Linked DNA regions of Homo sapiens: all the other regions are linked to region 2. A link is a loop called in an ENCODE intact Hi-C map of the cell type or tissue named here. Cell type or tissue: Calu3. All regions are shown on one strand. Each heading gives the region's core, and the rest is flanking DNA. Links, peaks and the distances in the headings are about the cores only.

What was found. A loop is a pair of places that touch in the nucleus more often than their neighbours do. Peaks named below come from ENCODE experiments on the same cell type or tissue, not always from the same donor. Only the 100,000 strongest peaks of a DNase experiment are listed, where the experiment ranks them.
Region 1: a loop joins it to region 2, with 3 times the contacts of the local background. A loop is called at or near these places in 9 of 110 quality-filtered maps.
Region 3: a loop joins it to region 2, with 16 times the contacts of the local background. A loop is called at or near these places in 82 of 110 quality-filtered maps.

The regions. Positions count from the first base shown.
Region 1 is chr4:176,117,827-176,128,507 of GRCh38, reverse strand. It overlaps WDR17 (WD repeat domain 17), which reads right to left. Exons shown (of 29, transcript NM_181265.4): 4 at 8,411-8,641; 5 at 3,153-3,404. Among named protein-coding and RNA genes, the nearest start is that of WDR17, 57 kb to the right of the region's middle. In Calu3, for the core only: a CTCF peak has its summit at 4,649; no DNase peak of the experiment used is centred there.
Region 2 is chr4:176,029,580-176,040,260 of GRCh38, reverse strand. No RefSeq gene overlaps it. Among named protein-coding and RNA genes, the nearest start is that of WDR17, 31 kb to the left of the region's middle. In Calu3, for the core only: no CTCF peak of the experiment used is centred there; a DNase peak (open chromatin) is centred at 5,580.
Region 3 is chr4:176,334,902-176,345,582 of GRCh38, reverse strand. No RefSeq gene overlaps it. Among named protein-coding and RNA genes, the nearest start is that of SPCS3-AS1, 20 kb to the right of the region's middle. In Calu3, for the core only: no CTCF peak of the experiment used is centred there; no DNase peak of the experiment used is centred there.

The DNA of each region.
Region 1 (10,681 bases), core at 1,195-9,194, 88 kb before region 2:
GAAACGGCCTGTTTTGGCAGCTTCCTCCAATAAAGACCATTATAATAACTCAACCACAAAAAAAGACCCTATTGACATATGCTTGTTCTAGGAAAGGCCAGCCACAGAAAACTCTCCATTTCTAACCTTAAATAATCAATCTTTCCACCTTTGAAATGTTTATAAACTGCTCCACTGTCCACTTTTAGCCATTAAGGATTGTCAAATATACCTGAAGACCAATTACAGTCTCCTTTCTTCCAAAATTCCCATCTTAATTACTGCTATGGAGAAAAGTCTGGCAGTTACACAAACGATTAAATATAGAATTACCATATGACTTAGCAATTCCTCTCCTTGAGAAATACTCAACAGAATTATAAGCAAAGGTCCATACCAAAACCTGTACATACATGTTCATAGCAGCATTATCTATATCAGCAAAAAGGTGGAAACAATGCGTCTGTCTATCAACAGAGGAATGGATAAACAAAACCTGCCATATCCATATAATGACATATTATTCAGCCATAAAAAGGAATGAAGTACTGATACATGCTATAACATGGATGAACCTTGAAAACTCTATGTTAAGTGAAAGAAGCCAGAAACAAAAGGCAACAGACTGAATGGTTCCATTTATATGAAATGTCCAGAAGAAGCAAGTCCACAGAGATAGAAAGTAATTAGCAGTTTATGCTTGCACATGTGTGTATCCGGGACTGTAGGGAGGCAGTAATGGAGAGTAACTGCTGATGAGTACAGGGTTTGTTGGGGGAATAATGATATGTTAATTAGATAGTGGTAATAATTGTAGAGCTTTGTGAATATACTAGAAACCACTGAACTGCATGCTTTAAAAATGGTGAATTTTATATGTGAAGCATATTTCAGTAATAGTAATAAAATACAAAACAATTTCCGTGCCTATTGGGCTGGGCATGATGGCTCATGCCTGTATTCCCAGCACTTTGGGAGGCTGAGGCAGGTGGATCACTTGAGGTTAGGAGTTTGAGACCAGCCTGGCCAACATGGTAAAACACCGTCTCTACTAAAAATAGAAAAATTAGCCAGGTATGGTGGCATGCACCACAGTGCAATCTCAGCTACTCGGGAGGCTGAGGCAGGATAATCACTTGAACCCAGAGGTGGAGGTTGCAGTGAGCCAAGATTGCACCACTGCACTCCAGCCTGGGTGACAGAGCGAGACACTGTCTCAAAAAAAAAAAAAAAATTCCATGCCTATTATTAATTATATCCTGAAAAGTTAAAGGCAATTAAGATATATAAATTAAGAATCCATCTACTTTCATGTGCAGTTGCCCCTTGTTATCCATGGGAGATTGGTTCCAGGACCTCCCACGGATAACAAAATCCAGGAATGCTCAAGTCTCTTACATAAAGTGGCATATTATTTGCATATAACCTATGCATATTTTCTCGTATACTTTAAATCATTTCCAGATTATTGTATTAGTCTGTTCTCACACTGCTATAAAGACATACCCAAGACTGGGTAATTTATAAAGAAAAGAGGTTTAATTGACTCACAGTTCTGCATGGCTGAGGAGGCCTCAGGAAACTTACAATCATGGTGGAAGGCAAAGTAGAAGCAGGCACCTTCTTCACAGGGCAGTGGAATGGAGTGAGGGCAAACAGGAGAAATGCCAGACACTTATAAAACCATCAGATCTCGTGAGATCTCACTCATTATCATGAGAACAGCATAGGGTAAACTGTGGCCCCCATGATCCCATTAGCTCCAGCTGGGTCCGGCCTTGACAGTTGGGGATCATGGCAATGACAATTCAAGATGAGATTTTTGGTGGAGACACGGTCAAGCCACATCACTTATTATACCTAATCCAAAGCCTACACATCACATTATTCACATGGGTTCAACATAGTACTTGTCACACTGCAAAGTCAGGTTTTGCTTCTTGAAATTTTGTGGAATTTTTTTCCCCTAACATTTATCATTCATAGTTGGTTCAATCCACTGATGCAGAACCCACAGATACAGGGTGGCGTCACTATTATGTTAAGTATTAAAGAAGTGAATAATTTATTTTAAAATTTTGAGAGGATAAAGAGTCTTTGCCTATTATTTTACGCTAAGCAAATATGGGAAGAATTTATACAGTAGCCAAAAACATTCTGTTCTTTCAGAGGTCTCTCTCTCTGAACACAATCAAATGGTAAAAGTAGAGAGTCATTTAGTTTCTAATTATTCCTCAATTCCCCCATCTTCCCATCCCCTATCACTACTTAGCTTTGCTAATTCTCTCATGACCTCTTGACTAGGAAAGCATGAAGGAGTATCCATTCAACCCACGGATCAGTGAGTGCTATAGTTTGAATGCCTCCCACAAAATTCTTGTGTTATAAACTTTATCCCCAATGCAACATTGTTAGGAGATAGGGTCTAATCAGAGGCAGTTAGGTCATGTAGGCTCTACTCTTATGAATGGATTAATATAGACAGTGTAGGAGTGGGTTATTTATTGTGAGAGTGGCTTTGTTATAAAAGCCAGCTAGGTCTCCCCTTGCTTTCATGCTCTTGTCCTCTCCTGCTTTCAGCAGCACAAAGTTCCTCACCAGATGCCTGTGCCATGCTCCTGGGCATCCCAGCCTCTTTACATTAGCCTTAAACTAATCTAAACTAGTTTATAGTTTAGATTACTATAAACTATAAACCTTTTATGGTTTATAGATTACTCAGCTTGTGGTATTCTGTTATAGCAGAATATTCTGTGGTATTCAGTTACAGCAACACAAAATGGACTAAGACAGTGAGGCTAATAAAGCTCCCATCAGGTAATTGTTTTTATGCTCAGTACCTTCACTGTCATCCTACTATGCCTGAAATGGAACTGTCTTTGTCTTTTGCACATACACAGACATGCTCACATGTGTGCACATATATAATATATTCCAAGGTATTTCCAGAAACCTGGCAGAGTGGACCTTATTTTTCATTTTTATTTGTCATTTCATTTTATCATTAATGACATACAATATAAATAAAAGTACACTAGTAATTTACTACAATAAATAATAATTGAGCTATTAATACATTTTACACAAAATCAACCTATAAAGGACAATTTCCTAAATTCAACGAAAGAATATATACACGTATTTAAAACTCTGGGTTATGGGGATTAGCTTACCTCCAGTTATAAACATCCCAGGAGCACTGGGAACCCAGGCTAAGCACTGTACAGAAGCTGCTGCACTGGGAAGATTAAATGTTGTTATGCAAGAAAGTGATTCAGAATCTACCAGGCGAATTCCATAATGCAAATTAACCACTAGAAGATAATCAGTAGATAGTGGGTCCCATTCCAAGGCCGTAACTGGATCCTCTTCATCTGTCCCTTCAAGAGATTCTGGTCTCAAAACATGTTTCTGATTTTTATTACCTGTTAAAATACAGAGATAATTATTTCCAAAAAACTTGCAGAAAAGATCAATAATTTAGATGATGCTAACTTTTTCCTTGTACAATATCTATCTCTGAGGGTATTGAAAATACAAATGTGGTGCTTATATGCAGAAGGCGTAACTGACATGTGAATGCAGAAAGATCTGTTTGTCCTAATGATGAAGGTCAGGCTCAATGCTCTGTTTTGGCAATTTCCAGTGCCTTGAATGTGTCTCCCATTTGTTACCGAAAAGCAGTAAGAAAATATACAGATAAATAACATACTCTGATCTTGTCAATAATTACAAATTTCACTGGGTTACAGCAGCATAGAAATAGGGAAAGTGCTTATTGAAATGAAGAATATCATATAGTGATTTAAAAGGATAAATGTTAGAGCTGGCTGACTGCCTGGTTCCGATCCTGTTCTGCTTCTTACTAGCTTTGCTGCCTCAGACAAGATACTTAATCTCCCTGTGCCTCAGTCTTGTGGTTTTTTTCTTTTTTTAATAATGGAGAAGATAACAATACTTATCTCACAGAGTTTTAAAACCGATTAAATGAATTTGATTAAAATGTTTAGAATAGTGGTGCACATTTTAAACAGCATCTTAGTATTTACTATTATTCCTTTCTCATTCGTCTTACCATTTGCCATAATTATAATTCACACCCAACCAGTAGTATAAATAGGGAAGCCAGAAAGATAGGGAGTTAAAACAAGACTAATTAAATAAAGCAAAGGATCATCAAACAAACTTCTTGTTCTTTGTAATTTATGTACACAACTGGAAATATGGAAAAAAAAATTCTGCTGAGATACCACATGGGAACTCCACTGGGCAAGTCCTCTCATTCTCAAGAGAGGCAGTGAAGCATCTAGTTAGAGAGACTGCGGCCTTAACAGAAAGTACCAATTAGTCATAAGTATCGTAAAGGAAGTGTGTTTCTTCTTTAAAAAGCACAATTGAAAGATAATACAACTCTTGCTGCAATCCCATAATTACAGAATTGAGACCAGAAATAAATGTCTCCTGTGTGTTTTTAAAGGGGAGACTATGATATCGTAAAATATATGTTTGGTTTTCATCCCTGTTTCCTGGCATTACAACTCCTAAAATCCTTGGAATCTCTACAGTGTCTTTTTGTATGCTAATGAGTTGACTAGGTAGCTGGTGGCCACTAGGTGGCTTCACAATGGGGACTGGTCACTGAAAGACCAAGGCTTGATTAGAGAGTTGGGACCTTCAGCCTCATCCCCCAATGTCCAGGGAGGGAAGAGGGACTGAAGGTTAGGCTGATCGCCAAGGGCCAATGTTTTAATCAATATGCCTATATAATAAAGCTTCTATAAAAACCCAAAAGAAGCAGAATTTGGGAGTTTCCAGAGAGCTGAGCACACGGAGGCTCCTGGAGGGCGGCATGCCTGGAGACAGCACGGAAGCCCCATGTCCTTTCCCATATGCCTTGCCCTTTTCATCTTTTCATTTGTATCCTTGTAATATTCTTTATAATAAGGTAAGAAAGTGTTTCCCTGAGTTTTGTGAGCTACTCTAGCAAACTAATCAAATGCAAGGAGGGGGCCACGGGAACCTCGATTTATAGCCAGTCATTCAGAAACACAGGCAAAATAAGCTGGGGCTTAACAACTGTCATCAGAAGAGAGGACAGTAATGGGGCCTGATCCCTCAGTGTGTGTGTTGTGACTCTATCTCCAGGTAGTGTCAGAATTGAATTGGAGGACGCTCAGCGAGTGTCTGCTGTAGAGGTGACCGCTTGCTTCATGTGTGGAGAAAGCCTCTCACACATCTAGTGTCAGAACTGTGCTGTGAGAGTACAGTAGGAGAAACTGAGTCTGTTTTTTCCACTAAGTAACAGTTATATAGAGAGTGTCATCAACAACATTCCTAAAATAAAACAAGGCAAATTTTATTAAGGCACATTCATGGAGTAATACCAAAATCAATTCAATTTAAACATGATTGTAATAAAGATTTTTAAAAAGGTTCTCCGATGAACTTGGCCTGAGAATACAATTTGAGATAGCTAAAGCAGTTTTCCAATTTTTTTGCCCTGGAATCTTCTGTTCATATGAGAATGTTTACAAGAAAATCCAGTAAATAATACAGGATAACATGGTGCTTTTCAGGCTGAAAGGGAGAAGAAGGCTTAAAGCTCAGCTGGATCATCTATGAAGCCCTCCTACCCTCAATACACACACATAAGTATACAAACATAGAAAGCACAGTTTAAAAATTACTGATTTAAAATGATGAACTACATTATCGTGGCTAGTTCTCATGAATATTTATTTTTTCTTCTGAGAAGGACTAGACAACAGAGATATTGAGGTCATAGGTTCCTGCAAGAACCTGGAGGAGAGAAATCCTATGTTGTAACGTAGGTATAGAACCATCTGTGGTGCCAGTAAGTCATCAAGAAGATAAGGTTAACAACTCATGAAAAGTAAGAAGCCTAGCTATACTGGTATTAATGCTAACAGTTTCAAACTCACAATCCAGAATGTAGTGTTAGAATTAAAAGGTAGTGATTCCTTCATGATCCATTCCCTCATGTATATGCAAAAGGAAAATACTTATCAGGACTGTATCTTTTATAATGTTTTGTGCACATTAATTGCTAAATAAATCCTACAGAATAAATGAGGTTAACAAGTCTGTATTGGGTTGTTATGGGTTGAACTGTGCTCTCTCAAAAAAGGTGTTAAAGTCCTAAGCCCCAGTACCTGCAAATGTGATCTTATTTGGAATTAGGGCCTTCGCAGATGATCAAACTAAGATGAGGCCCTTAGGGTAGAGCTTAATCCAATATGACTATGTCTTTATAAAAGGGAAAATTTTGTCACAGAGACATGCATACACACAGCAGGGATGCCACGTGCCATGTGAAGACTGCAGTTATACTGCCACAAGCCAAGGAACAGGAAGCCAGGAGACAGGCCTGGAACAGATCCTTTCTTTGGGCCTTCAGGGGGAGCATGGCCCTCTTGACACCTTATTTTATACTTCTGCCCTCAAGAACTGTGAGATAATAAAATTTATGCTGTTCTAAGCTGTCCTGTTTGTGATAGTCTTCTTACATCAGCCCTAATAAACTAATATATGGGTGGAACAGAAAAATAACACATGCTGACTTGGGTATAGATGGTTTCACTTGGTTTAACAACTGGAAGATTGGGTTATTGAAAAACAATGGTCTCTTCTGGAAGGCACATATCTCAGACTGTTCAAATATTAAACATTCTATCCTCTAAACCTAAGAGAGGGAAAACAAAGGTAGTCTTTTTTCTTTTCTGTTATTTCTATGTCAAAATAAGCATGCACTGTCTCAATGTTTTATATTTTAGATACACAATAAAAAGTCTCAATGTCTTATGGCTTGAAACTTTCAAAGATGACTAATAATAATAAAGCAAGAAAAAAGATAACCTCAGTCAATGATAAAGGAGAGGGTAAAAATGACAAATCACAAAATGTATAAAATATCTAGAGTGCAATTTAGAATAAAATAAAAACACACTCCTCATATCTTCTTCAGATCTAGTTTGAAAAGAAAGTGTCACAATCCTGATGAAATCTTTGGGTGCAGGCCAGGGAAGAAGTGGAGGAATATCACTAATGACATTTGGTTACATAATGCAGAGAGGTAAGAGGAGGAACCACACAGCATACAGCCATATTTATTATAGATTGCATTCCTGAGACTAAGGAAGACTGCCGGAGACAAAGGTTACAGAGAAAGAAGTTGTATTCACCAGATCAAAACAAAGAAAGCTATGAATTCTATTGCCTAACTATCAGCCTTAATGACCAACTATAAAACAGGATCTGTTTCCAGTGCAAGGACAGAACAGATAAGTTGCAGTGCAGGTGCTTGGTACAACAAATCCAGAAGAAGCACCAGTCATTGATCCCTCCTCATGCTAATCTTTGACAAATCAATGAAACTGTCCCCACGTAAACCTGGTACAACCAGAAGGAACAACAGAGGACGTGTACAAAGAGCTGAGAGAGAAGCTGGGGAAGAAGCATATGAACATTTATTTTTATCTTTCTTTGAAAGGTAAATAATAGATCCCATTTAAAATGTATTTAGAATATAATGGCCCCAATGTTTCAATGTTTTACACAATCCTTTTTAACTTTAGAAACATTATTTCCTGAAGAAAGATTTATTTAAATTTTCACAATTTCATTTGTTCAATTTCAATTTCTTTTTTCTATTAATTTCAGATAAATTAAATGTAATTTGTTTTGTGAAAGTAGTTATCGTGTTCCTGAGAAAGCACTTTCATTCATCCATCTAGCCAGCCAGAAGTCACATACATCAACAGAGATACTAGATAGCTAAAAGTATGTTTCCCAAATGTTAAAATACTTATTTTTGAGGGGAAAGCAAGCAATTCAGGTAATTTTTGATTTTTTAATCATACTTTTGTAAGTGAACATTAATTTCTCAGACCCTTTCATTCAGCCAAATCAATTAACTAACAGGGGTTCAAAGGGTTATCATTTTTCTTTTATGCCAGTTTCAAAGCCTTTGCCAAGGAGCCGTGGCATCAGAATGGTATTTTTACAAGCAGATGGGAAAATATTTAGTATTAGTAAACCATCACATCCTCTAGCTGTATGTCCTTGTTCATTCAGGTTGTTTTTTAGTAAATGTACAGAAATAAAGAATTGATTAAAAATACAAATAAGGGAAAAATGACTGATTTAGGTTAATTCCAAGTAAAATATTCACAGCTGTGTTGAATGTATTATATATATATATATATATATATATATATATAAAACTTCAAATGAATATTTAGACTCAGTACAATACTGGGTAACATTTTAACAATAATAATATCAAAATTAAAATTTTGTCACTTTTGGTTTTATTCACAATGGGGACTGGTCACTAGAAAGACCAAGCAAGTACAAAATTATATATAAGAAAAATATACTATTTAAGATACCTTGCTAATTAAATTCTTACCTGGATGAAAAATTGATAGACTTCCATCAATATGACCAAACACAACTTTCCCCTTTTGGTGTGTATGCCATCTGAACATACAGATATCAGACAAGAAGCTATGAGCATCTTTGTGTACAATCACTCCACTATCTGGTCCTGAGATGGTCCAAATGAACAGTGGGCCTCTGTGGGAAACAAATGCCACCACATCCTCTGCATTCCAGCACCAACTAAGAGAAGCAGGGATCCCTGGAATACATTAAATACAGATACATAATAAAGATACAGCATAAGATTACACCATTAAATATTACTTGCCCTGTTTACATTTCTAAAACAAATTATTATTTTTAAGATACATTACTTTCTTATTTGGGAATTGGATTTATAAAGAAATCCCAAAGACTGCAGGGAACATAGGCAGGGAAAGTCCATGATGAAAGAAAATGTATCTAGTTAGGTTTAAATACTACTTACATGATCATTTGCTTCATATAGTCAAATACATTTATAGACTTTTTTATTTTAGTAGACTATATATTAAAGATTAGAGCAATACATTCTTACTGTGTATTTGTATATAAGACCTCTAGGCATTCTAGGTATACAAGGTAGTGTGGGATAAGATTCCTGCTTTAGAGAATTTTAAATGTGTGTTAGGGAGACAGGGATTAGTGAATAAAAATATAAATGCTACTATAAGGATTTAAAAACAATGGACTTAATGTTATAATCTATGTCTTATCAGGAATTTAGATTCAAATCTAAGCCTTGCCTCAGAAAAACAAGTCATTTTATTTCTCTAAATTTCTGTTTCCTCATCTATAAAATGGAGATAACAATAAAAATAGCTGACCACTTATTTCACATGAAAGTCAAGGAAATAAAATCATTTATGTAAAGGTACATTTACATTCCATCAATAAGATGGAATATAAAAGTTAATTGTTAATATACCTGCTATTGTGATCAAATAAATCATATATAAAATAAGTATTATGAGAAATTTATGAGAGAGAGATTGCACATCTTCCAACACTGATATATTAGCTGGCTGCATCAAAATCATGAAATGGAATATAACATATCAGATCATGTGGAGTTTGAGCCAAGGAATTTATTTATTTATTTATTTTATAATAATTATTATTTTTTGAGACGGAGTCTTGCTCTGTTGCCCAGGCTGGAGTGCAGTGATGCAATCTCGGCTCACTGCAAGCTCCGCCTCCCGGGTTCATGCCATTCTCCTGCCTCAGCCTCCCGAGTAGCTGGGACTACAGGCGCCCGCCACCATGCCCGGTTAATTTTTTTTTTTGTATTTTTAGTAGAGACGAGGTTTCACAGGAATTTATTTTTAACAAGCTTCATCAAATGATTTTGATATGCAGAAAGGTTTAGAAACCACTGTGCTACTGTCCTGGAAAGAAATTAGATTTGAATTATACCTAGAAGGAGGGGTAGAGTTTAAATACATGGAATAAGCAGTATTTCCCAGGAAGAGAAAATGATATGAACAAAGACACAGAGTGGAAATTCGCTGATTGACAGTAAGTTTAGTTTGTGTTAACAGTCTATGTGCTCCAAGAGGCAAAAACAAAGCCTAATGCCTACTTCAGGGCCTGACCCATAATGAGGACTCCATAAATATTTGCTGAATGAATGAATGTATACATGAAAAACGCCAGTAAAATAGTTGATATGGTTTTAGGATACATTAACAGAAGTAGAATTTACCCAAAAAAGAGATGAGGTACTCTGTATGGATCAAACCACCACAGCACAGTAGAGGAAAGACAATAGAATACTGGTTCTCCGACTGTATATTTAGAGAAAGACAGCAAGGAAAGCGAAAGGACCAGAAACAGTGTCATATAATAATAATAGAAAACACTTTTATAGTGACTTATGTACAAGCACTTTCAAGGAGTGTTGCAATTTAATTCTCCCAACACTATTCTGAGATAGGTAGGTAGTATTATTATCCACTGTGACATAAAGTGACTTTTTCAAGTTGGTGACAATTTTTACATTTTACATTTGGAAAAACTAATATGCATTTTCATTTAAATGGATTGTTAGATTATTAGAAACAAAAGGAAGAAGAAGTAAAAATACAGAGGCAAGATCAAATTCAACAACTGTATTTGGAAGTTGAAAAAAAAAGTTCACTTAATGCAAATTTCTACTTTGCTTAAGCTGGATTCTAAAAAGAAAAATAAGCCTAAAACATTTCAAAAGTGTTACTTAAGATGGAAATCACCAAAAATAGTCATAATTTTTTTGCAAATA
Region 2 (10,681 bases), core at 897-8,896:
GGAAGAGAGGAAGTCAAACTAACCCTATTTTCTGGTGACACGATCTTATATCTAGAAAACTCCATAGTCTTGGCCCAAAAGCTCTTTAAGCTGATAAACAACTTTAGCAACATCTCAGGATACAAAATTAATGTACAAAACCTGCTAGCATTCCTATACACCAAGAATAGTCAAGCTGAGAGCCAAATCAGGAATGCAATCCCATTTACAATTGCCACAAAAGGAAAAAATACCTAGGAATACAGCTAAACAGATGGGGGTGAAATATCTCTGCAATGAGAACTACAAAACACTGCCCAAATAAATCAGAGATGACAGAAACAAATGGAAAAACATTTCATGCTCATGGATAGAGAGAGAAAACATTGTTAAAATGGCCATACTGCCTAAAGCAATTTATAGATTCAATGCTATTCCTATCAAACTACCAATGATAGTTCACTAAAAGCTAGACAAAAAAAAAAAAAAAAATCATATGGAACCAACAAAGAGCTCAAATAGCCAAAGCAAGCCTAAGCAAAAAGAAGAAGCTGGAGGATCATGCCACCTGAATTCAAACTATATCACAGGGCTACAGTAATCAAAACAGCATGGTACTTGTATAAAAACAGACACATAGACATATAGACCAATGGAACAGAATAGAGAGCCCATAAATAAGGCTGCACACTTACAACTCTCTGATCCTTGACAAAGTCAATACAAACAAGCAATGGGGAAAGGACTCCCTACTCAATAAGTAGTACTGGGATAACTGGCTAGCCATATGCAAAAGATTGAAATTGGACTCCTTCTTTACACCATTTAAACAAATTAACTCATGATGGATTAAAGACTTACATGTAAAACCCAAAACTGTGAACATCCTGGAAGACAACCTAGGCAATACCATTCTGGACATAGGAATGGGCAAAGATTTCATGATGAAGATGCTAACAGCAATTGCCATAAAAGCGAAAATTGACAACTGGGATCTAATTAAACTAAAGAGCTTCTCCCCAGCAACAAAACACAACAAACAAACAAAACAACTATCAACAGGGTAAACAGACAACCTACAGAATGGGAGAAAATTTTTGCAAACTATGCATTTGACAAAGGTCCAGCATCTATTAATATAGGAAACTTAAACAAATTTACAAGAAAAAAATTAACAACCTCATTAAAAAGTGGCCAAAGGACATGAACAGACGCTTTTCAAAAAGAGACATACATGTGGCCAACAGTCATATGAAGAAAAGCTAAATAACACTGAATATTAGAGAAATGCAAATTAAAACCACAATGAGATACTATCTCACACGAGTCAGAATGGCTATTACTAAAACGTCAAAAAATAACAGGTGCTGGCGAGGTTGTGGAGAAAAAGGAATGAATATACACTGTTGGCGGAAGTGTAAATTAGTTTGCCCACTGTGGAAGACAGTACAGCAATTCCTCAAACACCTAAAACAGAACTACCATTCAACCCAGCAATTCCCTTACTGGGAATATACCCAAAAGAATATAAATTGTTCAACCATAAAGGTACATGAATGCCTATGTTCATTGCAGCACTATTCCCAATAGCAAAGACACAGACTCAACCTAAATGCCCATCAATGATAGACTGGATTAATAAAATGTATTACATATACACCATGGAATACTATGCAGCCAGAAAAAAGGAATGATATCATGTCCTTTGCAGGAACATAGATGGAGCTGGAGGCCATTATCCTTAGCAAACTAATGCAGGAACAGAAAACCAATTACCACATGTTCTCACTTATAAGTGGGAGCTAAATGATAAGAACACATGAACACATAGAGGAGAACAACAGACACTGGAACATTCTGGAAGGTGGAGGGAGGGAAGAGGGAGAGAATCAGGAAAAATAACCAAGGGGGTATTAGCCTTAATACGTGGGTAATAAAATAATCTGTACAACAAACCTCCATGACACACGTTTACCTATATAACAAACCTGCACATGCACCCCTGAACTTAAAAGCTAAAGAAAAAATTTAAAAATAGAGTAAAATAAGAACTCTACAATTAAATGATTCACAATTCAACAGGAGCAATAATATATTAGGTTGGTGCAAAAGTAATTGTGGTTTTTGCCATTATCTTTAATTAATTTTGCCATTAAAGATAATGGCAAAAACCACAATTACTTTTGCACCAATTTAATAAAAATGGATGTTGGTACAATTATAATGCTGTTGTAATGGATAAGTGACTTTGGGCTGGGACTTGAACTGAAAATAAGAGTGTTCCAGGAATAAGTGCATCTGTATGTATGTGTGTGACATGTGTACACATGTGTGTGTCTGCATGTGGGAGTGAGAACATGGGGAGAGAAGAGCAGGACAGAATGATAGAGAGACAGAGATATTGATTGATTCATGATGATGTTACTAAATCACGTTATGGAAGCTGGAGAATAGAGCAGAAGATGGGGACATGTTGAGTCACAGATAACTTCAGAGGGAGAATATCCACTTGATAGAAGATGGCTTAGCATTCGAGCAAGAAGTTAAGGCGGGGGATATTTGCCCATTTATTTGTTCACTCAATAATTATTATTGGGTGTTAACTGTGCCTCAGGCATTGTAATAGAGATTCTGTTAGGGAAGTAAACACATGGATGAAACAACATGGACTATTTCTTCAGGAAATTTATGGTCCATCGAGGGGGAAGACATGTAAGCAAACATAATTCAATTATTAAGAGAATTATATTATAACAAACAATTAGATGAAAAAGCAGATATAATTAAAAGGTATGATTTACAATTTAAAAAATTATTGAGGACCCCAAAGAGCTTGGGTTTATTTGGGTAATATTGAAATTTATGGCATTAGAAATTAAAACTAATAATTTAAAAATTTTACTAAATCTCTATAAAAACAACACTAATTAACTCATTGCAAGTTAACATAAATAACACGTTTTCTAGGAAAAATACCTGTATTTGCCAAAATAAAAAAAATTAGTGAGAAGAGCAATGTTATTTAACATTTTTGAAATCTCTCTAATGAATGGTTTAATAGAAAATCACTGCTGAAGTCTCTTATCTGCTCTGCATTCAATCTGTGGTGATATCACGCACATGAGCCCTCTAGAAAACTATAGTGAAAGAATAAGAGAAAAACACAGGCAAATGATGCCTTAGTATTTTTATGTGAAAAAATGTGATGTTATGTAAATGATCTCTGGAAACCCAGCCATTCGTGGGTCTCACTTTACACACCACTAGTCTACTGTGTAGACTTGTCCTATCACCAGTCTCAACCCAACTCTTCAGCCTGCTCCCAAAAGCATCCAACAAATCCGTGCCCACTTCAAATCAAAGGTCTCAAACACTAGGTGCTCTGTGAACAGAATCAACTGGCAGTAAATCCCTTAATACCAAAAGCTTAGTGTGCTGATTTTCATAGAAAGTGAGGGGCAGAAGAGGCTCTGTCTCACTCTCTAGCTGGGCTTGTGGGAAGAAAAACCACAGAGAGAATTACAAAAAAAACCCATACCCCTGCAAGAGGAGGAAACACAGACAACAGGCCTACACTTCCCAGGTGCCTGTGACTTACAAATGAAAGTCCAGTGGTGGTGGGGAATGCAGAGTATTATGTCCTTAGCTCTCCTCTGAGAGTTTGAAGAACTCTCAGTGTAAATACAGAGGTTAGTTGCATGGTTAAAACAGATAAAATATTATGTTTCCAGATTTCCATTTCATAGAGAAATAAACTCATGTACAATGTAAAATATGGTGACTCTCTGAGCCATAATGTGACTGGACAGGACTAACGTAAATTTTCTAGTCCAAGAGTGAGTGGAGTAGAGCCTCAACCTAGTGAAAATAGAAAGTAGATTAAAATCAGAATTGGAGAGTATTACAGCTAAGTATAATATAAAGTGGGATGCAAGGAGAATTGTGACCTGAAAAATGAAAGAGATATTTTGGATGGAGTAGTCAACTATGAGAGACAGACTCCAAGGAGGAGTCCACTGGCACTTCCTTCCTAGTTTAGACCCACTTCTTGGTGAGACTGCAGTCCTTCAATCCATGGGCCAATCCTAACTGGATAATAGTCCACATTATCACCCCAAACTAACTTAGATCTGACTCAGCACAGTCTTAAACCCAATTTTTTCTCTGTAGGCCTAATAATGAGATAATTTATAACTCAAATCTGAAATCTCAAAGGTGACAGCACTTGGACTTAAGTCAATGGAGAACAATAAATGAGCGAGTTTGAGAGTTTGGCTTGAAGCTTTTGCTCAGAGGTAGAGAATCTGTATCTGGTTATTTCTGCTGGGAAAAATATATCAAGGATTCACTTTGTAAGTAACGAGGATGGCCTCTGTAACTTCTCCACAAATGCCTGGGGAGAGACACACTGAAAAATGTAAAAAGGGTAAAGTCTGGAGTTGCCATGGTTGTTTCAGAAAAAAGAAAATGAATTTTAAGCCATAGACATATGTTTGGGCTCCAGGTTGTCACTTTCTAGGCTTGTGGTGCAAGAAATTTACTTAACTTCTTTGAGCTACAGTATCCTAATTTGTGAAGTGTGAAAAATGGTACCTATTTTACGGAGTTATTTTAAGGATTAAATTAGGAAAGGATATAAATGTGCTAGGACACAGCTAGTGTATGGTAGGCAATCAATAATCATTATTATGATTATAATTTAATATACACTTTATATAACTGAGTTTTATTTCTAAAGGGTGGATAAAATATGTATTTTTATAAATAACTCAGTTTAATAGGGGATAAATAATTTCTTCATTATGAAGTAAAAGCAATTTTTTTGGGAAAAGATAAAATAAGGTTATAGTAATATATTGTTCTGTTTAGTTAGTATTTAATATGTGTGTTTCTCTTCTTAGGCTAATATAACATATCCCCCCTTTCAGATAATTTAAATAGGAAATCTTGTAACCAGTGTTTTTGAAACAAGGGCTATTTGTACCCAAATTGTCAAGGAGCTTGTTAAAAATTCAGTTTCCTATACCTTCTGAATCGGAACTCTGTGTTGCCCGGTTGTCTAAATTAAAAAACAAAAATCTGACTAAACGCAAACGCTTAAGTCACTCCAATAGAGTCAACAGCTGCTCCTGATTAGCTCAGGACTTTCCTGGTTCCAGTACTGAAAGGCCCACCTCCCTGCTCCTTGGAAATCCCTCAGCCCCACTAAGAAAATGTGGGTGCCAATAGCAACAGTGGGTAAAATTTTCTCCACTATGTGAGCACATAACATGGCCTCACAGCGTGGTAAGGTACATTTACAACATAGTTACAGAGAGCCTCCTCCACATGTTTAATGCCAAAGGAGAAACTTTAAGTGAAGCATATTTCATTACAAATAGAAAAGGAAAATTTACCTGAAGAAAAATTGGATTCACTTAAAGGATCTGCTCAAACCATGATGGTTTGTCACCCAAGTAGCTAGTTACTACAAAACAACATAAAGAAATAAAGAGATTTAAGCCACAATTTCATTAGCATTATATTTTGTAAAAAATCAACACCAGTTTGCTTTGCCAATTAACAATTCATTCCTGTGGTTAGGCTGACCTCTGGTGGGAATGTGATTTCAACTACAATTATTTGAGAGCAGATTCTTCAAGTGAATCAGAATTTTCTTTAGGGTTTTAAATCTTCATTTTCTATAAGAAATGAAATATGCTTCACTTAAAGTTTCTCTTTGGCATTAAACATGTGGAGGAGGCTCTCTGCAACGCTGTAGATGTATCTTCTCATGCTGTGGGGCCTACCGGGTATTCATATCGTGGGAAAAATGTTATCCACTGCTGCTATAGGCACCCACATTTTCTTAGTTATTACTAGAGAATATCTTCTTTACATGAAATCCATAACAAGATAGGTAATTTAAAATTTAGTCTCTAAGCACTGGTCTTATTTGGTGTGCCCTTGCCCCTAACTTACCTTTCTCCCAGATTTCTATGTGTGTTTTTCTTTTCTTTTTCATTTTTTAAATTTTACTTTAAGTTCTGGGATACATGTGCAGAACGTGCGGGTTTGTTACCAAGGTATACATGTGCCGTGGTGGTTTGCTGCACCTATCAACCCATCATCTAGGTTTTAAGCCCCACATACATGCATGCATTAGATATTTGTCCTAATGCTCTCCCTTCCCTTACCCCCGCAACCCACGACAGGCCCCCGTGTGTGATGTTCCCCTCCCTGTGTCTATGTGTTCTCATTGTTCAACTCCCACTTATGAGTGAGAACGTGCAGTGTTGGTTTTCTGTTCTTGTGTTAGTTTGCTGAGAAGGATGGCTTCTAGCTTCACCCATGTTTCTGCAAAGGACATGATCTCATTCTTTTTTATGGCTGCATAGTATTCCATGGTGTACATGTACCACATTTTCTTTATCCAGTCTATCACTGATGAGCATTTAGGCTGGTCCAAGTCTTTGCTGCTGTAAATAGTGTTGCAATAAACATACATGTACATGTGTCTTTATAGTAGAATGATTTATAATCCTTTGGGTATATACTCAGAAATGGGTTTGCTGGGTCAAATGGTATTTCTGGTTCTAAATCTTTGAGGAATCGCCACACTGTCTTCCACAATGGTTTAACCAATTTACACTCCCACTCCCACCAACAGTGTGAAAGTGTTCCTATTTCTCTACAGCCTCGCTAGCATCTGTTGTTTCCTGACTTTTTAATAATTGCCATTCTAACTGGCGTGAGATGGTATCTCATTGTGGTTTTGATTTGCATTTCCCTAATGACCAGTGATGATGAACTTTTTTTTTATATGTTTGTTGGCTGCATAAATGTCTTCTTTTGAGAAGTGTCTGTTCATATCCTTCACCCACTTTTTAATGGTTTTTTTTTTCTTGTAAATTTGTTTAAGTTACTTGTAGATTCTGGATATTAGCCCTTTGTCAGATGGATAGATTGCAAAAATTTTCTCCCATTCTGTAGGTTGCCTGTTTACTCTGATGATAGTATTTTTGCTGTGTGGAAGCTCATGTGTTTTTCTTTTGCTTCCTTCAGGTCTCTGATGAAATGTTGTCTTATCAAGGAGATGTTCCTGACCACACTATATGGAATAGCAACTCTTTCCCTGCTACTTTCTATTATTCTTATCCTGTTTTAGTTCTCTTTTGCAGCAGTCAACAATACTTGATATATATCTGTTTATCTATCTTCCTATCATATCATATCTATCTATCTATCTATCTATCTATCTATCTATCTATCTATCTATCATCTAACTATCCATTCCTCCACCCATTCATCTAATCTGTTATTTATCTATCCATCTCATCTATTATCTATGTGTCTATCCACCCACCCATCTATCCATCCATCTAATCTGTTACCTAACTGTCCATCTATCCAATCTATATTATTCATCTGTCAATATATCTAATCTATTATCTATCCATTCATGTAATCTATTATCTTTGTATCTATCTATCCACCCACCCATCCATCTAATCTATTAGCTAACTATCCTTCTATCTAATCTAATCTGTATCTATCCATCCACCTAATCTATTTTCTTTTTCTTCCTTTCTTTTCTATTATCTATCTATCTATCCATCTATCTATCATCTATCTATTCATCCATCCATCCATCCATGCATCCATCCATCCATCCATCCATCCATCCATCCAATCTAGTATCTCTCTATCCATCCATCTAATCTGTTTTCTATCATCATCCATTTCTCTCCTATTTCTCTTTCATTTATCTATCTTCTATCTATCTACCTATCTCATCTGTCTATTTCTCACTATTCCTACTAGAATATAAAGGCAGGGACTTTGTTTATATTGTTTACTGTTATATCCACAGCATTTAGGACTGGATTTCTACTATGTACTTATTGATGCACAAGACATATTTATTAAATGAATGAATGTCCTTTTTAAATTAACATAATACCCATAATATCCAATCTCTGAAAGACAAAGAGCAGCCAAATACAATACTTGAGTCCTCGCAAAGAAAGTTTTAGTTAAAAGAAATCACACTACAGGCAGTCCTTTCACAAGTAAATGACCCAGTTACCTAATTTCATGAAGTAGAAATAGAGTAGTAATAACATGTGTCATTCACAGGCCTGGGCAAGCGAGCAGCAATGCTGGTTGTGATGATTGTATAAGGCCCCAGGCACGAGGGAGGAGGTGTTAAAGTATCTCTCCAGAGTAGCCTCAGGCTGCATATAAATTGGGTTGAACAGGGAATCAGGAGATCAGGGCTACAGAAGCTGCATTAATCTTCAGGTTGACTGGATGACAAAAACAGGAAAAAAGGATATAAGGTGAGCGGCAGGAAGATTAGAAACTACTCAGAATACCAAGTGCTGTGTTGGTTTGGACAAATTAGAGAAGCACTTCTGTAGTAGAAGTTGCTTAAGGACTTATTAGCAATGTTAATGTGACCAAGCTACCTCTTGCTTCATAATTACACTTCATAAATAGATGAGAACTTAATCCATTGTAAAGTCATACATCCCATGGTAAGCACTTAGTATGTGTTAACGGCGGTTTGTTTTTTTTATTGCCGTTTTTGTTTGTTTGTTTGTTTTTGTGAGACAGGTTCTTGCTCTGTTGCCCAGACCGCAGTGCAGTGGTGCAAGCAATGCTCACTGCAGCCTCGACCTCTTAAGCCCAAGCGATCCTCCCACCTCAGCCTCCCCAAGTAGCTGGGACCATAGATGTGCACCACCAAGCCCAGCTAACTTTTTATTTTTATTTTCATTTTGTAGTTACGGGGTTATCCTATGTTGCCCAGGCTGGTGTCAATATCCTGGGCTCAAGTAATCCCCCCGGCTTGGCCTCCCAAAGTGCTGGGGTTACAGGCATGAGTCACTGTGCCCAGCCTTGTTTTTGTTGTTGTTGTTGCATACAAGTGGTCCTGTTACATTAAAATATCACATATGATTGGTATAATTCATGATGTCAGAGCTTTAATTAAAAATGAATCCATTCTGTATGTGCCTCACTGCACTTTCTAAATAAAACCTCCACTCTAAACATTCAGAACACTAACTTAGTCATTCTCATTCTTCTCTGATGTTTCTATATCCCATTTTTGTCCACTACCTTACAATTGCCAGATAAACAAAGACCAGCATGGGATAAAAATGATTCCCCAACAACTTCAGGACACTATAAGATTCTTAGATTGGTTTCATTTATTAATTGAATATAGTATTAGTTATGTTATGAGAAATACAGACTTTATCATTTTACTACCTGTCACTGATTTCTTTAAAAAGAATAGGGAATCGATGTGTATTTTTTTATCTTTCAATTATTAAAAATCAAAACACCATCATAAAATTAGCTAGATGTTTTTCTTACCTCATAATCTACAGATATATTTTTTGCCATTTGAATGAAAGTTAATAGAATATTCTCTATACTACTCATCACCAATTATGTTGATTACTTAGTTTTAAAGTCACATAGAAAACTGCTTTTCAGTCCATCAATACTTTATCATTTCTTTATGCTGCGCTAATCACAGTAACATAAACTGTATCTACAGCTAAGACTGTAGCCAAGAATCAGAAAATAATACTATAAATGATTCTGTGTCATCTGAAGTTATAAGCACTAGAACTAGCACAATTTTATTTTGAATCAAAGGACTACAGACCAACTTCAGAGCATACTAATTCTTCATTGTCAGCAATTCTAACGATCATTTGAATTACCAAATTCTGGCTCATTTGAAGTACTCAGAAAAAGGGAAGGCTGAAAGAATCAATAAATTGAACATCATAGGTAAGAAAAATCCTAGGAACTAAACCTCCTCTGTTCCTGAAGAGAACAAGAAATAATATTCATGAATGGCCCTACATCTGGTATTAAGTCAAATAATGCCTTTGGAGATATTTTAAGAAGCAATTGCTAAAACTTATTTTGATGAACCAAGTATCAATTACCTTGAATATCAGTTTAAAAAGAAAAATCTCCTGTATCAATAAAGATATGTAAATGAAGCAATATTTCTTTTTTCATAATTAAAAAAAGTTTATATACATATTTGTACTTGATATGTTTCAGGCATACATTTTACCTCAATCAATTGGAAAGTTCATTAAGAGCAAGATGAATATTCATCTTTTTTATACTGTTAGGGCTCTGAATGCAGCTGTGTTCATGAAACAGAGTTTTTGCTGTTGTTTTTATTTTTCTTCTCTAAATCAAGGTGCCCCATAATTTCAGGGCAGTAAGATATTCTTCTCTCATTTATCCACTGACATTAAGTCAATATTACAGCTTTTTAGTAGCCTAAAAAATTACAAGCACATATATTTTGCTATTCAAAACATGGTTACCTCAGATAGGTTAATAATACTATCCTTCTGTATTGCAGCTATTTGCCACTTACCCATTTCAAAAACTACCAGGTGCTTAGACATGAGGACATGCAAACAGAATTTAGAGTAATACATATCACAGGCTTCCAACATTGCGCAAAAATAACTATTTTCTTGTTAATATCTTTGATTAAATGGAAATGACCTATAAAATTTTGGATTTTTGACTGAAAATATATTTGGCAAGATCATAACAACGGATAGTATTTGAAAATGACAAAAAATCATGCTTCATTCTTTTTTCAGCTTTTACTTTGACATAATTTCAGACTGATGGGAAGATGGTAAGAATATGAAACAAACCTTCTAGA
Region 3 (10,681 bases), core at 1,158-9,157, 310 kb before region 2:
TTTTCTCCCTATTTGGCAGCCTGACTCGCTGATTTTTTTCTACATTCTTTTTTGGTATGATCATGCTTCCCATAGTTAAAACAAGCTCCAGGAAACGGAGTATTTCCTTTATCCACTCTCAGTCCTGCCATTGCCTGGGCTAGCAGAGTAGCCTTATGCAGATTACCTCCGATACCATCACAGGCATTGATAAAATCAACTAAATGTGCTTTCCCTCTAATAGGTCACAGAGCAGCCTGGCAATTGGGATTAGCATTGTCGAAAGCTAATAACCACAACACTATATCCTGAGCAGCTGAATCTGCAATCACCTTTTTAAGAGACTCCTGTAACTGCGCTATAAAATCTGCATATGGTTCTTTTGGTCCCTGTTTGACAGAACTAAAGGGAGGGTATTGTTCTCCTCCTGAAGTGATTTTTTTCCCAAGCTCTAATGCACACTCCTCTAAGCTGCTCTATGGCATCATCCTGCATGACCACTTGTGCATCTAAACCAGCCCAGCCGCCGACCCCTAAAAGTTGGTCTGCAGTTATATTAATCTGAGGTTGGGCCTAGGCATTACAAGCAGCCTGAATGGAAACTTCATCTGCCCACAAGGTTTTAAATTGTAAGAACTGAGTAAGAGTTAGACAAGCTTGAGCAAGAGCATCCCAGTCAGTAGGAATCATCTGACTGGAAACAGCAACATTCTTTAACAGTTCCATTACAAAAGGAGAACCTTGTCCATATTGATTAATAGCTTGTTTAGATTCTTTGAGTAATTTAAAAGGAAAAGGCTCAAATGTAGCTATAATATTTCCCTGTTGATCTGGGGGGTGTATTCTAATAGGGAACTGCCAAGCCTCTAAATCACCCTCTCTTCTAGCTTGCTGAATTCCTGCCTGAATAGAACTGAGAGCGATCGCTTGAGGCGCTGCTTGAACAGTCACTGGGGCAATCACTTTTTGCCCAGCATCCTCCAGAAAAGAAAGATCTGGAGGGTCAGGCCACTCTTTTTCTTCAAAATAAGGAGGGGGTGCAGAAGGATAGGGATAAACCTCTCCCTCCTTTGCCACTTTAGCTTTAGCAGGCAAACAAACTTGCTCTGTTACTTCTTCTGTTACTTCATTATACTCTCCTTTCTCCTCATCATCAGTGTGAAAAGGTTCCAAGGTGGAACGAACCAGAGCCCACACTTGTCCCATTGTTACACTGATGCTTCCGAGCTCCCCTTCTTACTCACCATAGGGATTGCTTAAGAGTACTCAGGTGTCCTCCAGCATAGTTCCACATTCTCCAACCATCACTCCGGGGACCCTTTGACCTGGTTTCAAACCTCCCATATTGGGCGCCACTTGCCGAGACCAGCTCAGGCGTGGAGACCTAATCCAGCGGCGCTAGAGGAATTAAAGACACACACACAGAAATATAGCATGTGGAGTGGGAAATCAGGGATCTCACAGCCTTCAGAGCTGAGAGTCTCAAACAGAGATTTACCCACACATTTATTGACAGCAAGCCAGTGATAAACATTGTTACTATAGTTTATATATTAATTAAAAGTATTCCTTATGGGAAACAAAGGTATGGGCCGAAATAAAGGGATGGGCCTTGCTAGTTATCTGTAGCAGGAACATGTCCTTAAGGCACAGATTGCTCATGCTAGTCTGTGGCTTAGGAATGCCTTTAAGTGGTTTTCCACCCAGGGCAGGCCAGGTGTTCCTTGCCCTCATTCCAGTAAACCCATGACCTTCAGCATGGGTGTCATGGCCATCATGAACATGCCACAGTGCTGCAGAGATTTTGTTTATGGTCAGTTTAGTGGCCAGTTTATGGCCGGATTTTGGGGGCCTGTTCCCAACACCTGTGCTCTCCAGAGCCCAGGAAACCCTCCTGCCCCCTCAGGCTTGGAATTGCCTGCTCCCAATGCCTGGCCTCTCCCTGCTTCTGGCACCCACTCCTATTCTGTAGTAAAGTTGAGGATGAGCCTGGGTGCTGTCACAACCTAGCTGGGTGTGTGTGTGTGCTTGAGGCAGTGCTGACATGCCAGGCCCCTGCCACCTCAGCCCCCATCCGACTTTGGGCACTGACAAGCACAGGAGGGAGGCTGAGGTGGGGGCTGAGAGCAGCTCAGTGCAGGGCCTACAGGCACCCCTTGGCACAAACAGCCTGGGCACTGTGCATGGCAGGTTGATGGTGGCAGGAGGTAGACACACTCCTGGGCACAAAGGAGCAGGTCACCCAGCGAAGCCCCACCTTCAAGCCAGGGACAGAGTGAAGCCTGGGGGTCAGGTTATCAGTTCTGCAGACTGGATAGAAAACTTATGGTGCTTTTTCTGGGCCTGCCCACGGCTGCCCACGGACCAGTCAGCATGCAGTATCTCCCCTCTAAAGCCCATAAAACCCCCAGACTCAGCCAGGCTTGGGTAGAGGATGGGACAACTTGCCTGTGGATAGGAGCTACCAACTCTGGGCCTCCTCTCCACTGAGGGCTGCAGACAACAGGTTGACCTGGCTGCAGAGAGGAGCTACCTCTGTGGTCTCCTCTGAGCTGCTCTGTCCCTCAATTAAGCATCTCTTTGCCTTGCTCACTCTCCACTTGTCCACATACCTCATTCTTTCTGGACATGGGACAAGAACTCAGGAACTGCCAAATATGGCAGGGCTGAAAGAGCTGTAACACAAGCAGGGCTGAAACATGCCCCTTGCTCACCACATTGCAGGCAACAAGGAGGAAAGAAGAGAGAAAAAGAGAAGACCTGCAGCCTTTCGAGGAGCCCAGATCTAGGAGCTCCCAAGCCAGGGCTGTGAGGCCCTCATTGGGGGTCTGCAGTTCCTGGCATCTCCAAGCTTGTGGACACCACCATGTTCCCCCGTGCCAGCCATGGAAGATGCTTGTGGTATGCCTGGTCCAGCCACAGTCTAGCAGGGAGCCAGCACCCTTGCCAACACCTGGAGCTGTCCACCCCACCACAGCAGGCGTACCTCAGTGTGTGCAGTGACTGAACCCCACACTCGCTTGCTCACACACCACTCAATACTCTGCACTGGGGTTGCCCTTGGCAGGTGAGGGATCCAGGCCAGTAACGCGAGTCGAGCACAGCCTGCCAGGCTAAGTGGGCAGAATGAGCCCAGCAGGCCTGAGCAAAACTTGGGCAAAGGCACCAGCAGCCACAGAGGTTTCTGGCTGGAAAAGCGACAACACCCCAAGGATCCTGTGACTCTGGGAATACAGCAATGGACAAAGACAAAAATCCCAGCTCTCGTGGAGCTCACATTCTTAATACTTTACATTTTTAACTAGTAAGAATCATTAGCTTAAGAATTTATTAAATCTGCATGACAGTATTTCAAGGTTAACATAAAATTTTTTAAATCAATGAATACAAAATAATAAAATAAAGACAAAGATTCAATTAATTCAAAATAAAACAATATGAACAAAACAAGTATAAAAATACATTATACATGAATAAGAGGGGCAAAACAAGCCCAACTACATTATTAATCACTATAACCACCAATTTAAATTTAAATAGCTTACCAGATTGGATTTTAAAAATCCAGCTCTATGCTATTTAAAAGAGACATATCTATGAGGACATGAGGACAAGGAAAATATTTCCATAGTTTTAATGATAGAAAATCATGTAGTGTAGGGCCATACTGTTTCCTGTTGTCAGCCAATTTGTAGTTCAGATTGCCCAGAAAAATACCATGCTTTCTGTCAGTGGGTTATTCACCATGTTTAATTTATTTGCCTTGTTTCAATGAAAGGAGATTTACTGGCAATCTGCACAGAGAAGTGGTAAGACTGATTTATTTGTTAGTCTATTAGAAATTTAAAAATTTTGTTCTTTGTCACTGATTAGCATAGTCTCAGTTTATGAAGTTAGACATTGCTGCTGGGTGCAGTGGATCACATCTGTAAATCCCAGCACTTCGGGAGGCTGAGGTGGGTGGATCACTTGAGCTCAGGAGTTCAACACCAGCCCAGGCAACATAGTGAAATCTCATCTCTACAAATACAAAAATTAGCAGGGCGGGGTGGCGCCTTCCTGTGTTCCCAGCTACTCAAGGAGCTGAGGTGGGAGGATTGCTGGAGCCTGGGAGGTCCAGGCCAGAGTGAGTGCAGATTACATCACTACACTGCAGCCTGGGTGACAGAGTGAGAAGGTGTCTCATGTTCTAAAAACTAAAAAAACAAACAAACAAAAAAAAAACCCCACAAAGTTAGAGATTGCTTTCTCTTACATTACCACTCTCAACTCAAAGCTTTTAGCAATTTTTATGTGAGGCAAGACTAAATAAACTGATAAGTGTACAATTATTCTTGTGGGTAATTTTTCTTTCTGCATTTTGGTGTTGTAAACTGTGTACATTAGATGGCAATACTATAGTGTGAGAGAGAGAATTAGCGATCTAGTACTTGTTTTCATGAGCTGTATCACCAGAGGGCACCAAAGGACCAGTTATGAGCAAAAAAAAAAAACAACAAAAAAAACCCATTCGGGAAAAAACCACTGTAATGATTGCACTGTTTTTACCCAACCTTTTCACAAGCACATATCTGGCCAGTGTGAAGACTTTCCGCCTCATAAAGGTAACATGAAATACAAAGCTTCAGGGTATCAGGTCTACACAGTGCATAATGCCATGCCAAAGGCTCTCTGGTGCTATCACGTTTTATCGTAAAGAAAGAAATTTTTAAATCAGGAAACTGGAAAAATTACTTTCCTCTCTAGTGACTTTACTGCTTACACTAGATTAAAAAATATTTCGTTTATAGTGAAAATGATTCTCCAGTGCTATCTCACTAATCATTTAATTAATTGAAACAGTAATGCACTAGACATATTTGCCTCTTATTAATGTTTGGAAAGCTTGTAGTCCTGAGTGTATTTCTTTTGTTGACAATTTCCTTTGAAATGTGATTTCTAGCAGGGGTAATTTGACTCTTTTAGTTAACCAGAAAACGTTAGATGGCCATCAAATATTTAGAGCAAGAGTTTGGAAAATGACACATAGTAGATGAGCAGTCAGTAGCACATGTGGTTATTTGTAAAAGTGCACTGACTTTGGAGTCAGCTAGACCTGTGTTCAGGACCCTCTAAGTCTGACCCTGAGCTCAATGTCCTGAGTCTATTGTTTTGCATTTGAATCATAACTCCACTGTCCTATCCTTTGAATTCTCCAATATGTGTCTTGCCTCAAGGTCTGGCTCTTGCTACACCTTCAGCCAGGATTTCTCTTCCACCCAGTATCCCTGCGGCTTTCTCTTTCATCTCCTTCAGATATCACCTTGTGAAAGAAGTCTGCCATGACCATCTTACTTAAACTAGCATCCCAGTACTCCTTATCTCCCTTCCCTAATTATTTATCTTCATAGTACTTACATCCTATGACATGAAATATGATTTTCTCATGTGTCTGTTAAACATTCTCCCTGCTAGACTGTAAATTCCATTAGCGAATTTTTTTTTTTCCTGCTTTGGTCACTGCTCTGTCAACTAGAACAATGCCTAGCAAATAGGAGCACAATAACTATGTGTTGAATGAATGAATCCCAAGAATGTTATGACTGGTCATTTTCTTGGAAAATCACCTACCACATAATAGGTAGCCAGTAAATTGTAGCTCTTATTATGAAAACTTTTAGGCTGTTATTATCATTACTTTTAATGGCAAAAACAGCAATTACTTTTGCACCAACCTAACAATTCTTACTACTGTTTGAACTGACTTTTCTTTTAAACAACGGTCCTGAAATTGATTTACCAGGTAATAACCACCAATTTTTAAAAAAATGAATGAAAGAATAAATAAGCATATCCCCATAAGTGTATGTATTTTGTGAAACTTTAACTGTAATTTTGTGTGTGTGTTATGAATGTGTTATAAAAGCACAGAAGATACTGACAGACCTTTCATAGGTTTTCCTGGAGATTGTATACCTGTTAAATAATGGATCTTCCTTGCTGGAAGGAAAATGACCAACACAGAGACTTAGATTTGAAAGGACTGATCCGCCTGGCCAAATTTGGCAATTCCAACCAGGTAGTGATGTTCCTTATTGTTTTCACTCATGGCAAAGATTCTCAGCTATCTAGGAACTTAAGCTTCCTAGGCCTTTGCATCCGTCAGGAGAATTCTAACTAGCTGGCTCAATGTGACAAGTGACATGTTATTCCCCTGCCTCCAACCCACTTTAATATATTTATTCTTTAATTAATATTCACTGCAGTTGGAATACTTTAATTCTTGACTCTCTAAGACAAGTGGAGAAATCTTAAAGGCAGGTTTGAGAATTGAGGCCACATTACAAAACAAAACAAAACCAAACACCTCCCAAGAAAGTGTAAAGTGTTTTGAAGAACTGTCTGTATCACCACATTCCATTCCAGAGTATAAGCAATGTCTGGCGCATTAAAGATACTAACACACACAAATGAACAATGTAAAATGGATGAAATCTGAATAGTCTATTAACTGTACCAACATCAATTTCTATGTTTTGATACTGAACTATAGTTAGTAAGATGTCACCATGAGGGAGAACTAGGTGAAGGAGTACAGGGGACCTCTTTGTGCTAGTTTTCAACTTCCAGTAAATCTATAAAAGGATCAATAAAGGCCTTTAAACAATATAGTCTCCTTACCATCCATGACCCTTTTCAAAACTGAAATTATTGTTAGACTACTTCCCAGAAATGTATTTCTAGTTAGTAGGGATGGGTAGACAAAGGAAAAATCTTAGAACCTGTCAATGGTTTTATAGGATCATTTCACTATGGGAAAGATCATCAAAGATTGTTAAGTAGACAAACGACCAATGGAGTTATTAATATAATGCACTGATTTCAAGTTAAAATTAAAATAAAGAACTTGCTAGAAAAAAAAAAGATGCTGAGCAAATATTTAATTGAATTTCTTGATTTACAATCAAGTGCAAAGAGCTGGTCGGTGGCCAGTGAACTATCCGTCTTTAAGTTAAAGTTATAAATCATTTTGGATTTTGGGTTCCTCATCTCTTTAGGGGATTAGGCTCCTGATTAGGTTTGTTACACATTTGCTTTGACCATTGTCACTGCCTGGATACTGACCCATATCCTTGCTGTCACAGTAGAGGATTCCGTATTTTTCTTAGCTTTCCTAAAGGCAGTGACATTGTTGAAAATTTCCAGAGCCCTGTGCTCCCAGGAAAAAGCAATGGTTTTAAAAAAAAACCTTTTATGTTGTGAGAAACAGTTAACTTCAAGGAACCACCTCCCTTGGCATATCCAAGAACTGACCCCCCCCATCCTTCCCCTTGACTCCCTTGTTTACCTGCCTCTATAAAACCCCAAGCCTCCTTCATTTCTTTGACACATTCTGCTGCAGAAATGAAAATTCTCCCTATTATAATATCTAAAGCAAAATTATCTTTATTGCCTGGTGCATTTTGTCTTTCACGCCAACTTCCATTCAAAGCTTTATTATTTGTTTTCTCTGGCCCTTTTTAGGCCACATGGTTAAAATGAGGGTATATTTTCCTATACGCTTCAAGATCATTAAGAAATTAATCTATATGATTGAGCTAAGAAATTGATTTTTTTCTATTCTTACCAGAAAAATACTAAGTCTGTTGTTCAGAGAACATCTGTCTCCTACACCAAAGATACTGAAGAAAGACTCATTGTTCTGAACAAGGTAAAAGAATTATTCAATTTGCTCTACAATTATCTGTAAAAAAAAAAAATACATATGACTTTGCAAAGAGACTTTAATGTTTGTGTTCCGTTCGGTTCTGTTTCCTCAACTCTGCTACATTTCACAGAAATAACAAAAACCTGCTATGTACTAAAAATGCTGGGAAGTCCTTTCCCATACATATTTTTTTGCTCACAGCAATTCTAAAAGAAAGGTATTCTCATTCCCATGTTTCTGAGGAAGAAGCACAGTCTGTATGGAGGAGAGTTCAGGCTCTAGTGCAGGTGCCAGGCTTTGAATATTGGCTTTACCACTACCTACCATACTGACCTGGAGCAAGTTACTCACCTATCTTGATCTCAGCTTCTTTTTCTTTAAAATGGGAATGATAATAGTACCTACCTCGTAGGGTTGTTGTTAGCATTCAGTTTAATATATGCAAAGCACACATAATAATGCCAGGCACAAACAATGAATATCAAACATAAGGCTTAGACAACTTACTCTAGTGAGCATTGCTTAGCCAATTTCACATTGCTAGAAAGTGGCTATACCAGAATCCAAACCCAGATATTGCTGACTTCAAAACTAAGACACTTTCTATTTCATAACACTGAAGAAGCTGGGAGAAAGGTTAAAAGAGCATTATTGAATGAAAGAAAAGCCTGATACATTTGATTATATTAAGAAGCTTGATTGATCAAAAGGAACCATGAAAAAGTGAAGGGGTAAGCTAGAAGACTCAAACTGAGAGTATACAAAGAAATCCTACAAATCAATAAGACAAATAGAAAATGGGCAAAATTTGAACAGGCACCTTACAAAAGAAATCCAAATGAACAATAAACATGAATAGAAGTTTCTCATTTTAGCAAACAGAGAAATATAATTTACAACCAAAATAAGATACCATTGGTTATTCACCAGCTTGGCAAAAACTAAAGTCTGCAAACCCAAATTTAGGCAAAGAGAACTCACACTTGGAAAAACCACTTTGGGAAAGTTTGGTAATATATAGTAAAGATGTTGATATGAATTCCATAAGACTTAGGAATTTCCAATCTTAGGTGTGTATGCTAGAGCAGTGGTCTTCGATTAGGAGGAACATGGAACTTTGTGCATGGTGACAGACAGCTGTATGGAAATCAGCTCTGCTCTCACACGTACTTCTAAAGTGATCTGGCTGGTAATGCGCCCAGGCTTGAGGTTCTTTCCCTCCATCATCCCTTTCACAAAGAAAGCCTCACCTCATCCAGAATCTTGCTATGGTGCACTGCCACAAGGCATCAAACCTTGGGGACAAAGAAATAATTTAATAATTCCCTTAATGAAAGCAACATAAATTATCCCCTCCCATATCTAATTCCATCTCATCAAGAGTTACGATTATCTATCACATTTCTAATATACTTCTTGTTTTGATCAACTGTGTACTATTGATAACTGCAGAATTAACTTACTCCAGAATAACTTTTACACCCTTAGAACTTAGAATATTGGGGTCAGAGGAAATTGTAAAAGATAAATTTCAATTTACATGCACATTTTTGTTACAAAGAAATGTGGTACAGTTATTAATAAAAGACTTGAAAATAGCACTCTCTAGAGTATTACCCATTAGGACAAAATTTTGCTAGAGGCATGTAAATATAATTTGAAAAAGAAATGATAAGAACTTTGACCACTAAGGAAGAATTTGTTCATTAGAAAATGAATGATTCTATCAAATCATATAAATACCATATTCCACTGGATACATTTAGATACATTTTTAAAGTAATGCAAAAAAAAGTAATGTGCAGTTGGTACTTTAAAATGTTAATACTTGCAATGTGCCAAAAATTACATTCTATGACAAGATGAAAATTTTTCAGTATTTAAGAAAGTTTAAAAAAAATCTTTGATGTGCTACACAAGCAACAAAATGTGAAGATCCCTTTCCTAGAGAAACACATACACCAGGCTACCTGTACAAGAACATTCAGAGCACATGTCTGTCAACAGAACAGGTAAATAAATTATGCCTACTCCGGATGCCTACTATGGATGACTATATTACAATGAATTACTGCCTAACAATGAAAATGAACTACACCTTCACACAAAAACATAAATGATTCTCTTAAAGTTAATGCTAAGCCAAAGCAGCAAGACCAAAAATTCTTATGGTAAGATTACATTTATGTTCATAACCAAACCAAACCAAACTGTATCGCTTAGGAATGTGTGATAGCTTATATTACATTTCTAAGAATTCCCTCCTCCTTTCCTGTAAGAGTATTACTCAGTGCCATGTGACTTGTGCTCTTTCCCTATGGAATCTAGCTCCCCAACCCTTCAACTCCTTGGCTTTGCCATGTGACATACTTGAGTCAATTAAAGGAGTAGACTGATGCTCATCACCTTCAATCAGAGGCTCCAAGAGTTTCCAACAGTTCTAACTGCCCTTTGGAATCCCAAAAGGAACTTTTCTCTCAATGTGGAATCTGGAATGAAGAGATGTGAGGAGTATATCCTAAGCCCCTATTGATGCAAGAAATACACATTTGTTTTTGTAAGCCACTGAGATGTTCCTATTGTCCATGATGGCAGTAAAGCTGATAGGATGCAACAGAGGTAGTAAACTTTTCAAGCAAGGCAAGAAAATGGCTAACACAAAACTGAAGACCGCAGAAAGGTAACAGGTTGTGATCCAGAAGAAGTATAGGGAGGGAGGCATGGAGTAATAGTATTGTTCCAACTGCTGATCTGAGTAGTAGTTACAAAGGCACATGCTTTATATTATTCAGTAAACTATATACAAATATCTCATAAACTTTTCCACATTTCCTTTTTTCCATTACAAATGTAAAAAAAAAGGTGAAAGACATTAATTCACAAGGACTTATGAATGTCCTTAGCCTAATACTTTTCAAATATAAGTTACTCCATATACCTCCCTTTACCATTAATGTTAAACATTTATCACTGAGATACTACTAGGAGATAGATTACATTTTACAGTAAAAACCC